Regions from separate parts of the Homo sapiens genome. Here region 1 is linked to region 2. The links are chromatin loops, found by intact Hi-C in ENCODE. Cell type or tissue: IMR-90. All regions are shown on one strand.

Evidence for each region. A loop is a pair of places that touch in the nucleus more often than their neighbours do. Peaks named below come from ENCODE experiments on the same cell type or tissue, not always from the same donor. Only the 100,000 strongest peaks of a DNase experiment are listed, where the experiment ranks them.
Region 1: it touches region 2 in a loop (15-fold over the local background); 17 of 110 quality-filtered maps call a loop at or near these places.

What each region holds. Positions count from the first base shown.
Region 1 is chr6:70,516,228-70,524,227 of GRCh38, forward strand. FAM135A (family with sequence similarity 135 member A) reads left to right here. Exons shown (of 22, transcript NM_001162529.3): 13 at 6,286-6,359; 14 at 7,740-7,894. Among named protein-coding and RNA genes, the nearest start is that of SDHAF4, 47 kb to the right of the region's middle. In IMR-90, a CTCF peak has its summit at 4,553; no DNase peak of the experiment used is centred here.
Region 2 is chr6:70,952,134-70,960,133 of GRCh38, forward strand. B3GAT2 (beta-1,3-glucuronyltransferase 2) reads right to left here and starts at 4,927. Exons shown (of 4, transcript NM_080742.3): 1 at 3,706-4,927. The coding sequence starts at 4,296. It overlaps LOC124901229, which reads left to right and starts at 4,295. Exons shown (of 2, transcript XM_047419611.1): 1 at 4,295-4,395; 2 at 4,499-6,784. The coding sequence starts at 4,295. The coding sequence ends at 5,225. RefSeq lists silencers at 3,519-3,658, 4,129-4,258 and an enhancer at 4,187-4,702. In IMR-90, a CTCF peak has its summit at 3,974 (motif pointing left); a DNase peak (open chromatin) is centred at 3,948; H3K4me3 peaks cover 869 bases; H3K27me3 peaks cover 4,647 bases.

The DNA.
Region 1 (8,000 bases), 440 kb before region 2:
AGGTCCAGACCTAGGGAACTTTTTAAAAGTTGTGCAAGTGATTAACAGGGTTAGGGTATCCCTGAGTAACTGTGCTAGAAAGAGTGGGAACTGAAATTTGGCCTGTCCTCCTTGGAGTCTAGTTGCATCTGCCTGTAGAAGGAGCATGTTTTTGAAATTTATACTTTAAAGCTGCCATATGGATTAGCAGGATCCTAGATTCTAATGTGGACCCATTACCTTCCAGTAAGGAAACCAGAGTGTCAGTGAATTCTTATTAGCTTTTATTGAGATTTTAATATCATAAAATAGTATTTTCTTTTCTTTTTTTTTTTTTTTTTTTTTTTGAGACAGAGTCTTGCTCTGTCACCCAGGCTGGAGTGCAGTGGCGTGACCTCGGCTCACTGCAAGCTCCGCCTCCTGGGTTCACGCCATTCTCCATCTCAGCCTCCCAAGTAGCTGGGACTACAGGCACTCGCCACCATGCCTGGCTAATTTTTTTGTATTTTTGGTAGAGATGAGGTTTCACCGTGTTAGCCAGGATGGTCTCGATCTCCTGACCTTGTGATCCGCCCATCTCGGCCTCCCAAAGTGCTGGGATTACAGGTGTGAGCCACCGTGCCCAGCCATAAAATAGTATTTTCAACAGTATTGATGGAACTTATATTCTAGTAGAGGGGAAAAGTTAGGAATAGCTTGTATAGCCATTCTTTTCCACTTTAAGAACCTCTTTACAATGATGCATTATTTACTCAAAACATTATGAAGTTTGCATTTTTAAGAAGAGATACTTATTGCTTAAACTACTTGATCTGATATTCTTTGAGTATAACTGTGAATGTCTATTTTCTAAATAAATTAAAAGTACTTCTTTCTGGGAACATATTGCTTATTTATAGTATATAATTTGATGCTTTTATATTTCGCAAGGTTTAGGCAGACTTCCAATTTGGCTATAACTATAAGCATAAACAATATTTTATCACCTTTATGTGTATATATACAAACCACATCTAGCACTTCCAGTAAATAAGTCTATCCAGGTGGGGGATGGTGGCTTATGCCAATAATGCTAACATTTTGGGAGGCTGAGGTGAGTGGATCACTTGAGCCCAGGAGTTCCAGACCAGCCTGGGCAAGATGGGGAAACCTCATCTCTACAAAAAATACAACTATTAGCCAGGCATGGTGGTGTGCACGTCTTTTTCCTTTTTTTTTTTTTTTTTTTTTAGATGGAGTTTTGCTCTTGTCACCCAGGCTGGAGTGCAATGGCACGATCTTAGCTCACTGCAACCTCTGCCTCCCCGGTTCAAGCAATTCTCCTGCCTCAGCCTCCTAATTAGCTGAGATTACAGGTGCCTGCCACCATGTCCAGCTAATTTTTGTATTTTTAGTAGAGACAGGGTTTCACCGTGTTGGTTAGGCTGGTCTCGAACTCCTCCCCTCAGGTGATCCACCTGCCTCGGCCTCCCATAGTGGTGGGATTACAGGCATGAGCCCCATGCCCAGCCAGTAGTGTGATCTTTAATGGGTAATTTTTTTTCTTTAAATATTCTAACCATAATCTTTGATGTTACTATTGGAATTGTTTTGAAGCACCACAGTTGTGCCCATATATGACAGTGAACTTAATACATGTTGTGTTTGTTCTGACTGTTTCACCAACTAGCATTCCCTTCATCTCTCTTCCTCTACTTGGGTCTCCATATTCCCTGAGAAACAGCAATATTTAAATTAGGCCAGTTAATATGCAATGATCTCTAAGTGTTCAAGTGAGAGGAAAAGTTGCAAGTTTCTCAATTTAAATCAGAAGCTCGAGATGATTAAGCTTAGGGAGGAAGGCATGTCGAAAGCCAAGATAGACTGCAAGGTAGGTCTCTTGCACCAGTTAGCCAACTTGTGAATGTAAAGGAAAAGTTATTGAAGGAAATTGAAATGCTTTTCTAATGGAACGATAAGAAAGTGAAACAGCCTTAGTAGTGATGTGGGAAAAGATTGAGTGTTCTGGATAGAAGATCAAACCAGCCACAACAGTGCCTTAAGTCAAAGCCTAATCCACAGCAGGGTCCTAACTCTTTTCAATTCTATGAAGGCTGAAAGGTAAGGAAGCTACAGAAGAAAAATTTGAAACTAGCAGAGATTGGGTGTTGAGGTTTAAGGCAGGAAGTCTCCATAACATAAAAGTGTGAGGTAAGGCAGCAAGTTCTGATGGAGAAGCTACAGCACATTATCCAGAAGATCTAGCAAAAATAATTGATGAAGGTGGCTGCACTAAACAACAGGTTTTCAATGGAGATAAAACAGCCTTCTAGTAGAAGAAAATGCCATCTAGGACTTTCATAGCTAGAAAAGAGAAATCAGTACATGACTTTAAAGGGCAGGCTGACTCTCTTGTTAGGAGCTAATGTAACTGGTGCCTTGAAGTTGAAGCCAGTACTCATTTACCATTCCTAAATTCTAGAGCTCTTGAGAATTATGCAGAATCTACTCTGCTGCATTAACAAAACAACAAAGCCTAGATTACAGCACATCTGTTTACAGCATGGTTTACTAAATATTTTAAGCCCACTGTTGAGACCTACAGTTCAGGAATAAAAAGATTCCTTTCAGAATATTATTGCTCATTAATATTGCACCTACTCAGCCAAGACCTCTCATGGAGATATACAAGGAGATTAACGATGTTTCCATGTGGACTAACACAACGATCTATTCTTCAGCCCATGTGATGCATGAGTCATTTTGACTTTCAAACCTTATTACTTAAATACATTTTGTAAGGTGTTGGCTGCCCCAGATGGTGATTCCTCTGGTGGATCTGGGCAAAAGGAAAACTTTTGGGAAAAAATCACCGTTGTAGATGCCATTAAGAACATTCATGATTCAAGGAAGGAGGTCAAAATATCAACATGAACAGAAGTTTGGAAGAGGTTGATTCTAACCCTCATAGGTAACTTTGAAGGGGTCACGACGAGTGGAGAAAATAACTGCAAATGTGGTATAAATAGCAAGAGAACTAGAATTAGAAGTGGAGCCTGAAGATGTGACTGAATGGCTGCAATCTCATTATCAAACTTGAATAGATGAAGAGTTGCTTCTTATGGATGAACAGAGAAAGTGGTTTCTTGAGATAGACTCTACTCCTGGTGAAGATGCTGCGAACATTGTTGAAATAACAAAAGATTTGGAATATTACATAAACTTAGTTGAAAAAGCAGTGGCGAGTCAAGAGGATTGACTCAATTTTGAAGTTCTACTCTGGGTAAAATGCTGTTAAACTGCATCACATGCTAAGGAGAAATCTTTTGTGAAAGGAAGAGTCAATTGATGCAGCAAACTTCATTGTTGTAATTTAAGAAATTGCCATAGCCACTGCAGCCACCCTGATCAGCAGCTATCAATATCAAGGCAAGACCTTCCAGCAGCAAAAGTAGCCGAAGGCTCAGATGATCATTAGCATTTTTAACAATAAAATATTTTTAAAGTATACACATTGGCTTTTTTAAAAAAGGTATAATGCTATTGCACACTTAAGAGACTACAGTATAGTGTAAACATAACTTTTATACACACTGGGAAACTGAAAAAATTCATGTGACTTGCTTTATTGCAATATTCACCTTATTGTGGTGGTCTGGACCCTAACCCATAATATTTCCAAGGCATGCCTATACTAAACATACTTTAGTATAGGTATGATATGATATATATGATAATAATTTAGTTGTGAATTTTATTTAATGTGCTCAGCTTTTAATGCACTAGTATTCCATATTATTAAAAATGCCAGGATATTGGAATATCCATTAAAAGACCTCAAGTATTAATTTTTTATTTATTTTGTGTGATCTTTTATAGGGGAATTCTAGGCTTTTTTTTTAAGGACGGATATTTCTTCATCACGTTCTCATCATTTCTTGTAACTGCCTGTGTACTTACCTCTGTAATTCATTTTTCTTTGTCTAATTTGCTCTTTTAATGTGGTGTGGATTGGGAAAGCAAATAACTGAAACCAAGTGCAATTGTATCAACTAGTAAGTATAAATCAGCTTTGTAATGAAACAATTTTATGATAATTTTGCTATGAGTTAGTGCAAGGACGTAAAAAACATTTGTTCAGTAAACATTTGCAAGGTGCTTATTTTTTTCAAGGTAGCATAGATATTAGATAATCTATCAGATATAGACCCTGCACTCAAGATTAGAATCTAATCTGAATGCACATGTATAGAATTGTAATATAAATACTGTGTTAGCAATTTGAACAGCATTATTAGAATGAACACAGATACAGGAGTATTTAACTCTGTGAAGCATTAACAAATACTTATTTTGAATGCTTGGCTGTCTTCCTCCTAGCTTTTGAATAAGTGATGTTGCCAAATAAGTTTTTTTTTAATTGGGCACACAAAATTCATTTTTTATAAATATCAAAAATGCATGCCAAAATACATACATATACAAAGCAGTAATATATATATTCCCCATATTTGAAATTTAAATTTGTAAATTAAAAATTTTTTTCTGTCAAACTTTTGCCTGAAAATTAGCTGTATTGCCATCAGGTGGCAGTCATACCTTAGTTATGGCCACACACTACAGTTAATACCCTTAGTTGTAATAGCTACAGCATGATAATTATGCTGAGAGTGAATTTAGAAAGAACTTCATTTGGGTGCATACAAGAAAGATTTCTGATAACAAGGAGTCTTAATGCAGAAAGGAAAAGGTAAGTGTTTGGAGCACAAGAACTGGAGTTTCTCAAATCTTCGTTTGAATCACAGGTTTATCGCCTACTAGCTATGTTATCTTGGCCAAATAATTAACCTCTTTGTGTCTTTGTTTCCTCACCTATTAAATGAAGATAATATCATCCTAGAGGTTTTTTTTTGTTTGTTTTTTCTTCATCATTCAATTTGACATTGAGTTTTTATGTGGTTTAAGTCAAAGAATTAGAATAAAGTTTTTAGTGTGGAGACTATGAGGTAGAGTACTGTCAAGAAATGATCATTATTGTAGGACTTAGAGAAGGTAGAGAGAGAAGGAAAAGCAGCTAGCGCCAGTTTCGTAGGTCCAGCTGCAACTGCAGGAATCCAGATAACTTAAAGATGCGTTTTTTTCATGCTTTATAGCCCCAAAGGAAATCATCTTAATAGCCAGACAGGCTGTTATTTTTCTCTCACCTTTCCTTTAATGTTGGAGAGGGGAAAAAAGCATTTGGACCACATATGAAAGTAAAGACACAGAATGCATCCTTCTCATTGATATCTTCTTTTCCCACTTCCCTCATTGACTTGTTTGTCTGAAGACCCAGGTTTATCTGCTTAGGGAAACAAGTTTAGTAAGTCAGAAATTCACCTGGCCGGATATTGATGACAAGTAAAATAGGTCTCTAATTTGTTGGACATTTAAAACCAAAGAATCCTAGATCTTACTTTGTTTAGAAAATAATTGTAGATGTAATATAATTTCTCCTCCCTGTACTGTCCAAATAAGACATCTTTTCTGGCTCCTGTTGCCTAATTTTGCTCCAGTAGCTGACAAAGCCTTTCCTTTCATAATTAAAAATGAAAGGGTTAAAATACAAATATAATGGAAGAAATGTTCAGCTAGATTCAACATGTATTTATCAAGTACTTGATTCTGTAATATGCCAAGATACATGTTTTGTGGGGATGCAAAGGTCATCAAAACATAGCTTTGCCTTTTTTTTGTTTTGTTTTTTTGAGACAGGAGTTTCACTCTTGTCGCCCAGGCTGGAGTGCAAGGGCGCCATCTTGGCTCACTGCAACCCCTGCCTCCTGGGTTCAGGCGATTCTCCTGCCTCAGCCTCCTGAGTAGCTGGGATTACAAGCACCTGCCACCATGCCCCACTAATTTTTGTGTTTTTAGTAGAGACAGGGTTTCACCATGTTGGCCAGGCTGGTCTCGAACTCTTGACCTCAGGTAATCCACCCACCTCAGCCTCCCAGAGTTCTGGGATTACAGGTGTGAGGCACCACGCCTGGCCCATAGCTTCTCTTCTAAAGAACATTACACTTTAGGAGGGGAGATGATTTATTTTAAGACAAAAGGTGGTAAAGGCTATGGTGGTAATCATAATAGTTTATATTTATATATGCTTTCCAGATTTATTTCATGCAGTACAAAAATACATTGGCAACACTGAAGAGGGAGAAGGGAAGTTTAATTCTGACGGGTGATTGTGGAAGGCGTAATGGAGGCAGTTTCTCTCCTTACCATAAGATGCCGGATTGACTTTTTAAATACGTCATGTTATTAATACTCTCCTTTGGAATTTTTTAGGTACGCAGATTTTCTGAGGCATTCTTTTGTTTTGAGCATCCAAGAGAAGCTGCCATTGCATACCAGGAACTTCAGTGAGTAGTATAAATTCAAAATTAAAATGATATTACTTCCTTTTACATAAGATACCTGTCTCAGAATTTATCAGTGACAGAATATACAGTATTAACAATATAAGAAATTAGGAGAATTTGAATTTCAGAAATCCCATCTATAATCAAATTGTTTCATCTTATTAGTTACTTCATTAAAGTTCCATACTTTACATATAAAGAAGCATAATGCACTGTATTCCTCCCTCCTTTTTTATCAGATCTACCATAATCTTGGTAGTCTCATACAGCTTTGGCTGTAGCCTTCCATTTAGCCATATTCTGTCTTTATTTTCACAGGCCAGAATTTCTTATGTTCATCCTTTTTTATTACAGATTTTCATATATACTGTCTTCTGTAATTGTAAATGATTTACAATTAAAATATCCAGAACAAATGCCTTCTATCTTTCCTACTGAGTAGATTTAGTCCTGGTTTTCTTTGGCATTAAGGAATATTTTGAGGACATTATGCTGAGCAAAAAAAGCTAGACATTAAAAATTGAATACTGTATGATTCTACTTATATGAAGTTATAAACAAGCAAAAGCAAGATGGAAAAAAGACAGGACATGGTTTTCTTGGCATTGACTTGTGCTGGATTGGGAAGACATGAGGGAACCATCTGAGTAGATGGAAATGTTCTGTATCATATATCCATTTGTCAAAAGCATACAGCTAAGATTTATATTTTAATGCATATAAATTATACCACAAAAAAAATCCTGTAAATAATAATAGAGTATCAGGGTAGGTAGTGAGTGCTGATAGAAAGGGTATATGTTAACTGTTGAAGTTCGGAGGTATGTATATGGGGTATTTTATACTATTCTTTGATTTGTTTGAAATTTTCCATAAGACAGGGTTTTCTGTTTTAACTGTTTTGTATTAGAAAATTATACATCTTGTTTTAAAATAGCTGTTAATTTTATTTGTCAATATATGTTAAGTAGAAACAGTAGAAATGAAACACGTCTTTTTCCCAGCACTAGCATCAAATAATTATTAAGCAGTTAAGCTTTTGGTATTTCTCTTATATGTGATTTGCAGCAGATTTAGAAGTTGAGACATTAAGCATAGAAATTCACTTTAAAATAACATAAGAAAGTATGGAAGAATATAATGGGAATTACATAAATAATTAGCAGTCTGTAATTTAATAAGTCAATAATTTATTGCCAACAAACTATCATTTTCATTTTACCAGTTTTTATCGCTGACCAAGCAGCTCTCTCATAAGAAGGTTATGTCTTGCAGATGAGGGATAGGAATTGAGGAGGGAAGGGGAAAGGGTAGATTCTACAAAGGGGAGTTGGGTATAATTTTTCTAAATTACAATCTGACTGAAGAAATATTTTTCAGTGCTCAGAGTCATCTACAGATGTGCACCGCTATCAAAAATACTTCCTTCTGCAGTTCTCTTCCACCCTTACCTATTGAATGTAGTGAATTAGATGGAGATCTCAATTCATTACCTATAATCTTTGAAGATAGGTATTTAGATTCAGTTACTGAAGGTAAGTGTAATCTAACTAAAATATACAAGCTATGTGTATAGTTTTCAGTATATTCTTCCTAATATACATAAAACCATTCCCTAATGTGGAATAGTTTTTTTCCCTC
Region 2 (8,000 bases):
TTTATCTGCCTAGTACACAAATAGCTGAATAGCACCCAACAAAAGATTCAAGCAAGGGGCTTCTTTAGTTCATTGCTTTCCAGAAACATCTTCTAGATGCAATCTCAGTCACTGACTCCTTTGATAACCCCTTAAGTGTCTGAGAGCCAGCCTGTCTTCCAGTCTTATTTCATTAACTTCAAAATTTCTAAAGTTTTTTTTTTTCTTGCTTGGAAAGTGCTATTTTTTTTTAGTATTTCAATTCAATTGATTTCCAGAGGTGAAACCAACTTCACCTGAAAAGCATCTGTTTTAAATTTAAGAAAGCTTTGAAGGTTTTCTGGTGAAAAACAGAAATCTGATCAATAGTGTTATTGAAAACATGACTAAAAATAAAGTCACATTTATCTGTAGTTGTGGCTTTTATTAAAGCAGCTTAAATCCTTTGCAAGTAAGCTTTTCCAGAGAGGGAGATGGATAGGATGCACAGGGAGGCAGGATTACCTGTGATCCACAGTGCAAAACCCCATCAATGCCACAGGAAGAAGAGGAGTAGCTGTTGAGATTTTTGAAACCTGAAAAACCCCACCACCTCCTTCTCCAATGAACAGGCCCATTTCTGTAGCTAAGATTCACACTAAACTTCATTTGCAAATGGATTTGGCTGTTAACATAAGAGTATTCAATGCAAATATTTCTTTCCTGGCAATGCAGATCAGTTGAAAGGAAAGGCTGAAAATTAGTTAGCTGTATGAGATGACAAAGCACCATTCCAGTTACCAGGGAGGAATAATTGAACACAGATTGCCTGTTGCGTCTTTAATTTAATTTGGAGACCTTTCATCCTTTGCTTTCCTTCATTTGCAGCCAATACTTACGGAGCTAATTTGTACGTGGTTCATTTTCCTCCTTTTATCTTATCCACTTTAACATCAACCATGGAAATTAGAAGCACCATGAATAAAAGATGAAACCTGACTTGGGGTATTCTTTCCTTAAGTACTGTGAATTACTGAAAAACTAATTGGTGTGCATGCACAATATAAAGGGCTGAGATATATGCCTCAGCCCTATAGCATTCCTAATCAGCATCTTTGCTTTCCCCCAAGGAGCTGTAGATTTTCAATGTTTTATCTGGTCCTACGTTTTCTCCAGAGAACAATGTCTAAACTATAATTTACACGGAATCATTAATCTGAGAACGGGTGTATGGTAGGCTGTCTCACAAATAAACCTACGGATTTCCAAATTCTGGAAAATGCACAAGACTAAGAATTCATAAATTCCACTAGCCTAATGATGGAATTCAATAATGTTTGCCATGCATGGAAAATGTTATAATAAAGAAAACTGAATGTATCAGCATACATATATGTCAAACAAAGGCCTAATCTGTCCAAAAACAATGCTGGTGGGGGAGTGGTAGAGAAAGGTACTAGTCATAAAATTACTGTCTGGGAGTGACCTCCAGGAGATAGAAAACTTAAATTCTAAGTATGTCATGCCTATTATGCTTAAAATGACAACAGAAACAATAAACCTGTTGTATTTTTTGTATATGTGGCACCTCACCATTAAAAAATGTTGCATATGCTCTTATTTTATTTTATTGCATTACTTCCAATTGTACAAAAGTTTAGTGTCTTGAAAGTTTTGCGTTTTTCCTTTATAATGTCCTCTCTGACAACACTATTTTTTTCTCCTTACCCTCTCCTCATTTTATATTTTCCCCCATATGGACTAATGAAAAACCTACTGGAATTTTCTCCTGATGCTTAATATCCCCCACCAACAAACCCTCCTTTCAGTTTGGGAAGCATCAAAGGAAGGCTGTGTCCTGAATCATTTCACTGCCTGCGTGTGCCAATTCTTCTAACACCTCACACCAAGAGGCTAGAAGCTCGGAATAAACTAAATCATTCCTCCTTCACAATCTAGCCTCCTACAGTGTTCATTAACAGTAATGTGCACTATTTTACTTCAACAAGACCACATATTGTCACAGACGAGGCAACTTCGAAGTTGTAGAAGAAAATAAAAAGACCTTGCGGTTTAAAAATTGTGGTGCATTGAAATGTACAGTCTTTGCTTCAGATGCAAGCCACTTTTTTCTTTTGGAGGGGGGAGCACTGATGCAGGATTAAAAGCCCAGTTAAAAACGTCAGATGGTATCTCTAATCTTGGGTTGAGTAAGGACCATACTATACAATGCCAAGCTTATTTATTCATTTGGAGAAACGTGGAAAGAAAGCCCTCTACAGTGAAAGGATGGAAAAGAAAAGATGAAGGACAATTACTGTGCCTTTTATTCATGAAAGAGAGGATGAATAGAAATGAAGGCGGCAATTACCTTTAAGAAAATTTTTTTAAAGCCACACAGAAAAATTAAACTGGAAGAGTACAGAATAGCTCTGCCCTGGGGTTAAGAAAGCAACCCAGAGATGAGGATGAAAGTGTGGGAAGCAGTTAGGGTATCTGATGACCAGACACACAGATTATTTTAGCAGTTCAGTGTCCAACTCACACATAGTATTTTCCCAATGTCCAGTTTACTTGGGAGAAGGGGAATTGAGGGGGAGTCTCTGAAGCAGGACGTCAAGAAATTTCAGGTGGAGGAAGGCAACAGTCTCACAGGGCGTCAAATCAATCAAGAAGATTTTCTTTGGCTGTAATTGCGTAGACAGAAGAAAACTGAGAAAACCCATGCCACTCAGTCTCATTTGCAGGCTACACACACACACACCGCAAGATACCAGCCTCAAGGAAGAACACCTGTTCTAACCCTGTGCCTGCCGGGGGCGGCGGGGGGGGGCGGTGCGCGCGTGGCCATCCCAGGGAACTCATGGGCCATCTCAACAGCAGGGAGCCCGGATGCACTCAGGACCTGGCTGCACCAGAAAGACGCAAAAGGCCCCGCCAAATGTGTCCTGGCTAACTCGCCAAAAAGAGGCCTTAGAGAAAGGTTGTGAAAAGGGATCAGGCAGCCCAGATGTTTACCTTGGGCTGCAAAAAAGACGTAACCACAGGGCAGAACAGTTTATTTTCCAGAAAGGGTTTTCTTGCAAAAAAAAAAAAAAAGTAATCTTGAGGGTCAGAAAAGACTTTTGTGAGGTGTGGGAAAGAGAGGAAGGACCTCCATAGAAGTCAGTGTTTCTTCTAACAACCATTTCCGTGCCAGTGGGCCGCAATAGTCAAATTTCTCTCTAGGCTATCTCCACCTTTCTCCCTATATGGTCCTAGACTGAGAATCACACCTGTAGGCACTGAAAAGCCTCGAGTAACACCTAGCCTACCCGTCCCCACCACCCCCACCCCTCCACCGCCACCCGCTACGGTGCAGGTCCCTCCCTGATCTCCTATCGCAGCCAGCGCCTGCAGGTCTAAGCTCCATCCTCAGGTCGTCAGGAGCCTGGCCCCTGGAAATCATTCCCGCGCCTCACACCTGTGCTATTCTCTTGACACAATCTCCACACAGAAAAGCCCCAGGGCAGACTCCCGCCCCTTAAGCCACAGTGATCCTCTCACACACAGCCCCTCCACCCCCACGGCCAGCGGAGGCTGCGGAGTGCCAGCAAGGAGCGGCTCCACTCGGTGCCCCGAATGCGCGCACGGAGAACTGAGAACTCAAAAGTGCACCCGGAGTGCAAGGGGCGTGTGACTGCAGCCCGGCCGGCCCGGAGGCCCACTCCCGCCCTCGCCCACCCAGCGGGGCAGGCTGGCCTTTACCTCCTGGAAGAGCTCCAGACTATAGGTGTTGTCGTCGTCAGCGAAGAAGAGCACGCCGGGCTGCGCGCGCTGGTGCTGGTGCCTCTGGCGCAGCCAGGCGAGGCCCGCGTTGCGCTGCTCAGTGGCGCGCGGCAGCCCGGGCCGCTTGTAGCGCCGCGGCGTGGGCACGTGCAGGTGAGTGCTGGGCAGCCCGGCCCGCGCCAGGAAGCGGCTCACCAGCTCGCTGCGCGCCGCCGCGTCCTCCACCAGGATCCAGTGCAGCTGCGCCACCTGGCGGAACGTGTTGGCCAGGCGGGTCAGCTCCGCTTTCTGCACCGGGCGGCTGTAGGTGGGCGTGATGGCATAGATGGTGGGCAGCTGCGGCTCCGGCTGTGGCTGCGGCCGAGACTGGTTGCGCTTTTGGGTCCCGTGAGCCGGGCCGCCCCTGCGGAGCGGGAGTCGGGCGCCCCCGCGGCCCACCGCGTAGGGAGAGAAGTAGGGGCGCGGGGTGAGCGGGGGCACTGGCCTGCGCGTGTCCACGTCGAGCATGATGATGACAATTAGGATCCAGGGCAGGAGGATAAAGAAGCGGGTGAAAAGCGCGGACTTCATGGTGCACGCTCCCTGGCCTCTCGGACACCCCAGAGAGGGGCGAGCCGAGGGACCCCAGTGCGCAGCTTGGACAGCGGCGGCGCCAGCACTTAGGGAGTGGTGATGGGTGCGCTGTCCATGGGGCCGAGGGCGCTGCAGAGACCTGGAGCCGCGGGGCTCACTACCTGGGCGTGGAGGAGCGGCAGGTTCGCGCAAGCTAGAGCGACAAGGGGTGCAGGCGGGCGGGCAGGGGCTGCCCCCGACTCCAGGTGAGCTGGCGGGAAGCGGGACTCGGTCCAGCCGCGCGCCGCCGGTCCCGGAGTTGTGCCGAGTGCGGGAAAGGCGCTGATCCCCACCGCGCTCTTTCTGAAGAGTGGAAGCCGAGAAGCGGCACCCGGTGCGCCTCGCCGCTCCAGTCCGGCGGTGCTGCGGGCACAAGGGCTCCAGCCGCGGGCCCCCAGGACGCTCTCTGGGACGCCTTCGAGGGCGGGCGGCGGCGCTGGGGGCTTTCCTTCCTCACATTCCCGCCGGGGTGGCGAGGAGCGGGTGGAGACGCTGGGGGTTGTGTCCCGGCTGTGTTCGCGCGCCGCAGCGGAAGCCTGCTCTCAGTCCCTTGCTCTTGTCTTCTCAGAACCTCTCCGGATCCAGCAGCAAGATCCCAAAGCAAGGAAAGAAAGAAAAAGCGAGGGGGCGGGGGCGCTGCAGAATCCAGCGTCCTCCCAAGTCCTCCTGTGGGAAGACAGCAGCGCTGCTACTGGTGGAGAGGGGCTGCGAGAGGGAGGCGCGGAGGGACCCCTTGGCTCTCCGCCGGGTCTGGCGCTAACGGCCCCGCGAGCAAGCTCGGGAGGCGGCCGCTGCACCGCGGGTGGAGGAGCGGGAGGAGCGTCCCCGCGGGGCTGCACGACCTCCTGGAGGGGGTGATGCTCGTTCACCTCTCTTCAGCTTTGTGAAATACCGCAAGGTCTTTGGAGATGAGCCAGGAAAATCCATTCACGTGCGGAAATTTGCCGGGCTACGCGCGTTGCTGCTGATGCCTAGGGTTCGGAGTGAAAGGAGGGGAGAAAGCGAAGGGATTCCTCCTCCTGCTCCCAGCTGCTGCGTTGATGTGCTGGGGTGTATCGAACAGCGGCAACAAAAAGCGCTTTCACTGCAAGGCAGACATCAATAGGAGCCCACGGAGATGGAGGGGTGCTGCACATAGGTGTTTGGCATGTGAGACAGTCCATAAGAAAGAATCAATTCGGAGGGCTGCTGCCTGACTGCAGTTTGATCATGGCGGGTGGGGGCGGGTGGAATTCCTAAAACTCCAGCCGAGCATGTTTAACTTATTTTTCTTCAGTAATTTGGAGTCACGGTCCCTCCCAGTTCTTCGCTGTCACCGGAATTACTCCGTTTGGCTCTCCCAAGGCTCCTGTCAAGAAGGCCTAAGAAGTAGAATGGCCTTCATTTTCAGGATAAGGAAGCTGAGGTTCAGGGTTTAAAATGATTTCTCTGAGGTCAGTGGCAAGTGGCATATGGAAATAGAACGTGGGTCTCCTGCGTGTGTCTATAGCTAGTGGCGTCCTCACTGCATGGCCTGCAGAAATCCCACCCAACACAGCCGGGCCGGTTTGGCCTTCCTACATATAAAGATGGTGCGATTGAAATCAAACAGAGTGTACCATGACGAATAGAACCATGATAGGGTCTGGAAGACCCCAAGTAAACAGTTGGCACTTAGTTTAGACACTTTTTGCTGTCTAGCTGGCCTACTAGCTGAGTGCCTGACCTTCTGTAACTTACCAGGAAGAAGGGCTGTGCTTCCCAGGCAGGTCCCAGGGAAGTGCTTGCAAAGCAGAAGGAAAGCTCCAGACTGTTCTGCCCTAGCCTATGATAAATAATTTCTGAGCCCATCTTGTCTGGGTTGTCTGCCTTTCTCGGGCTTGTTCACAAATAAATCTCTCTCCGACTGTGCGTTCTGGTGCAACTGAGAGCTCTGGGGCGAATGGCTCTCCAGCTTTTCTGACAGCTCCTCTTCTCCCAGTCCTACCCCTGAACCCCCCACCTGTTAAAAGGCATTGGCTCATCTGTGAATTTCCCTAACTTCCTCTTCAGATTCTGAAACGTGAGAGTGAAATTTCAGACTAACACCCAGCCACCCCAACAACTCCCTAGAGCTAGCCTTCTGTCCCAACTTCCCTGTGCCATCCACAACTCATACATTAAACTCTGCAGATTAGTGCATCCTAAACATAGAAAACAACGAAGCCATTAGACCTCTTCCCATTCTCTCGAATAGCCTAATGTGCCTCTGAATATAACACAACCTTGGAAATGTATTCTGCACCAGCATCATGCCAGGATGGGGAAGAGGAAAGAAGTCAAGGCCTCCCTTTAAGAAAAGGTTTTTCTTAGGAAGCAGTGCACCCCTCTCCCCTAAGTTACTGAAGTCTGGTTCATCCTGTTGGAAATTTTAAATTTGGTTAAAATGCCTTGTGTTTGCTGGAATAAAATTCATGTTGTTACTGAATTGTACTAAAAACATCACTAACCTTTGTTAGTGGGGAACTTTTGGTTGGTCCAACTATGCCATAAAACCTATTTGCTATTACATCCTCTCCAGGAACCAGGGCTATTCAGAGATGAAACACTGTGTGTGTGTGTGTGTGTGTGTGTGTGTGTGTGTGTCTGTGTGTGTGAGAGAGAGAGAGAGAGAGAAAGACAGACAGACAGGGTCTCTCTTCAATGCCAAGGCTGGGGTGCAGTGACTTGAACACAGCTCACTTCAGTCTCGATGTCCTGGGCTCAAGCAATCCTCCTGCCTCAGCTTTTTGAGTAGCAGGAACTACAGATATAAGCTGCTACACCCTGCTAATTTTTTCATTTTAGTTTTTGTAGACTGGGGTCTCCTATTACCCAAGATGGTCTTGAACTCCTGGGCTCAAGCAGTCCTTATGCCTTGGCCTCCCAAAGTGCTGGGATTACAGATGTAAGCCATTGTGCCTAGCCCAAAGCACTTTCAAAATCAATTGAATTTGCAGTTTGAGACTTTAGCTCATGCCCAGAATTCATGGGTGTCATAAAACACAACACTTAATTAGCACATCACAGACTGTCACTTCATTTTTTTCTATTACCCTTAGCATTTGTACCCAGGTTTATTTCATTCAGTCATCTGTTGGGGAGCTTCATGGTTCTTGGAGTCAGGCAGACCTGGGTTTGAGTCCCCTCTGGGATACTTTCTACTGTGCAACTTTAGAAAATCAGTGAACCTCCCAAGGCCTGTTTCCTCATCTGGAAAATGGGGTTAATAATACATACTCCATGGGAATCTTGCAAGGATTAAATGGTGTATGTTGGGTAGTTTGAAGAAGAGCCATTATTACACAGGCAGTCAATAAATGATATTTCAATACAGATAACCCTTCCTCAAAAGAACACCTTAACACAAGAGATCTTGATGGATCATCGTTATCAAATGAATATAAAATGAAATCTAAACAGGACTGATAATGCTTCTAAATAGTACCTCTGCTTGTAATGAAGATAATTCCTAGAGTGTATGTTAGAGTCTTCCCAAGTTGGTCTAGGGAGTGGAAGAAAGAAGAAATAAATTTACCCCAAATGCAAGGTATAGCTTGTCATGCAATAAGGATGACATGATTCCAAGTGACATTTATTTCAGATGGCTGAATATGCCATATTGTTTTACATTAAGCCACTCAATATGTGGCCCCGAATCTCTT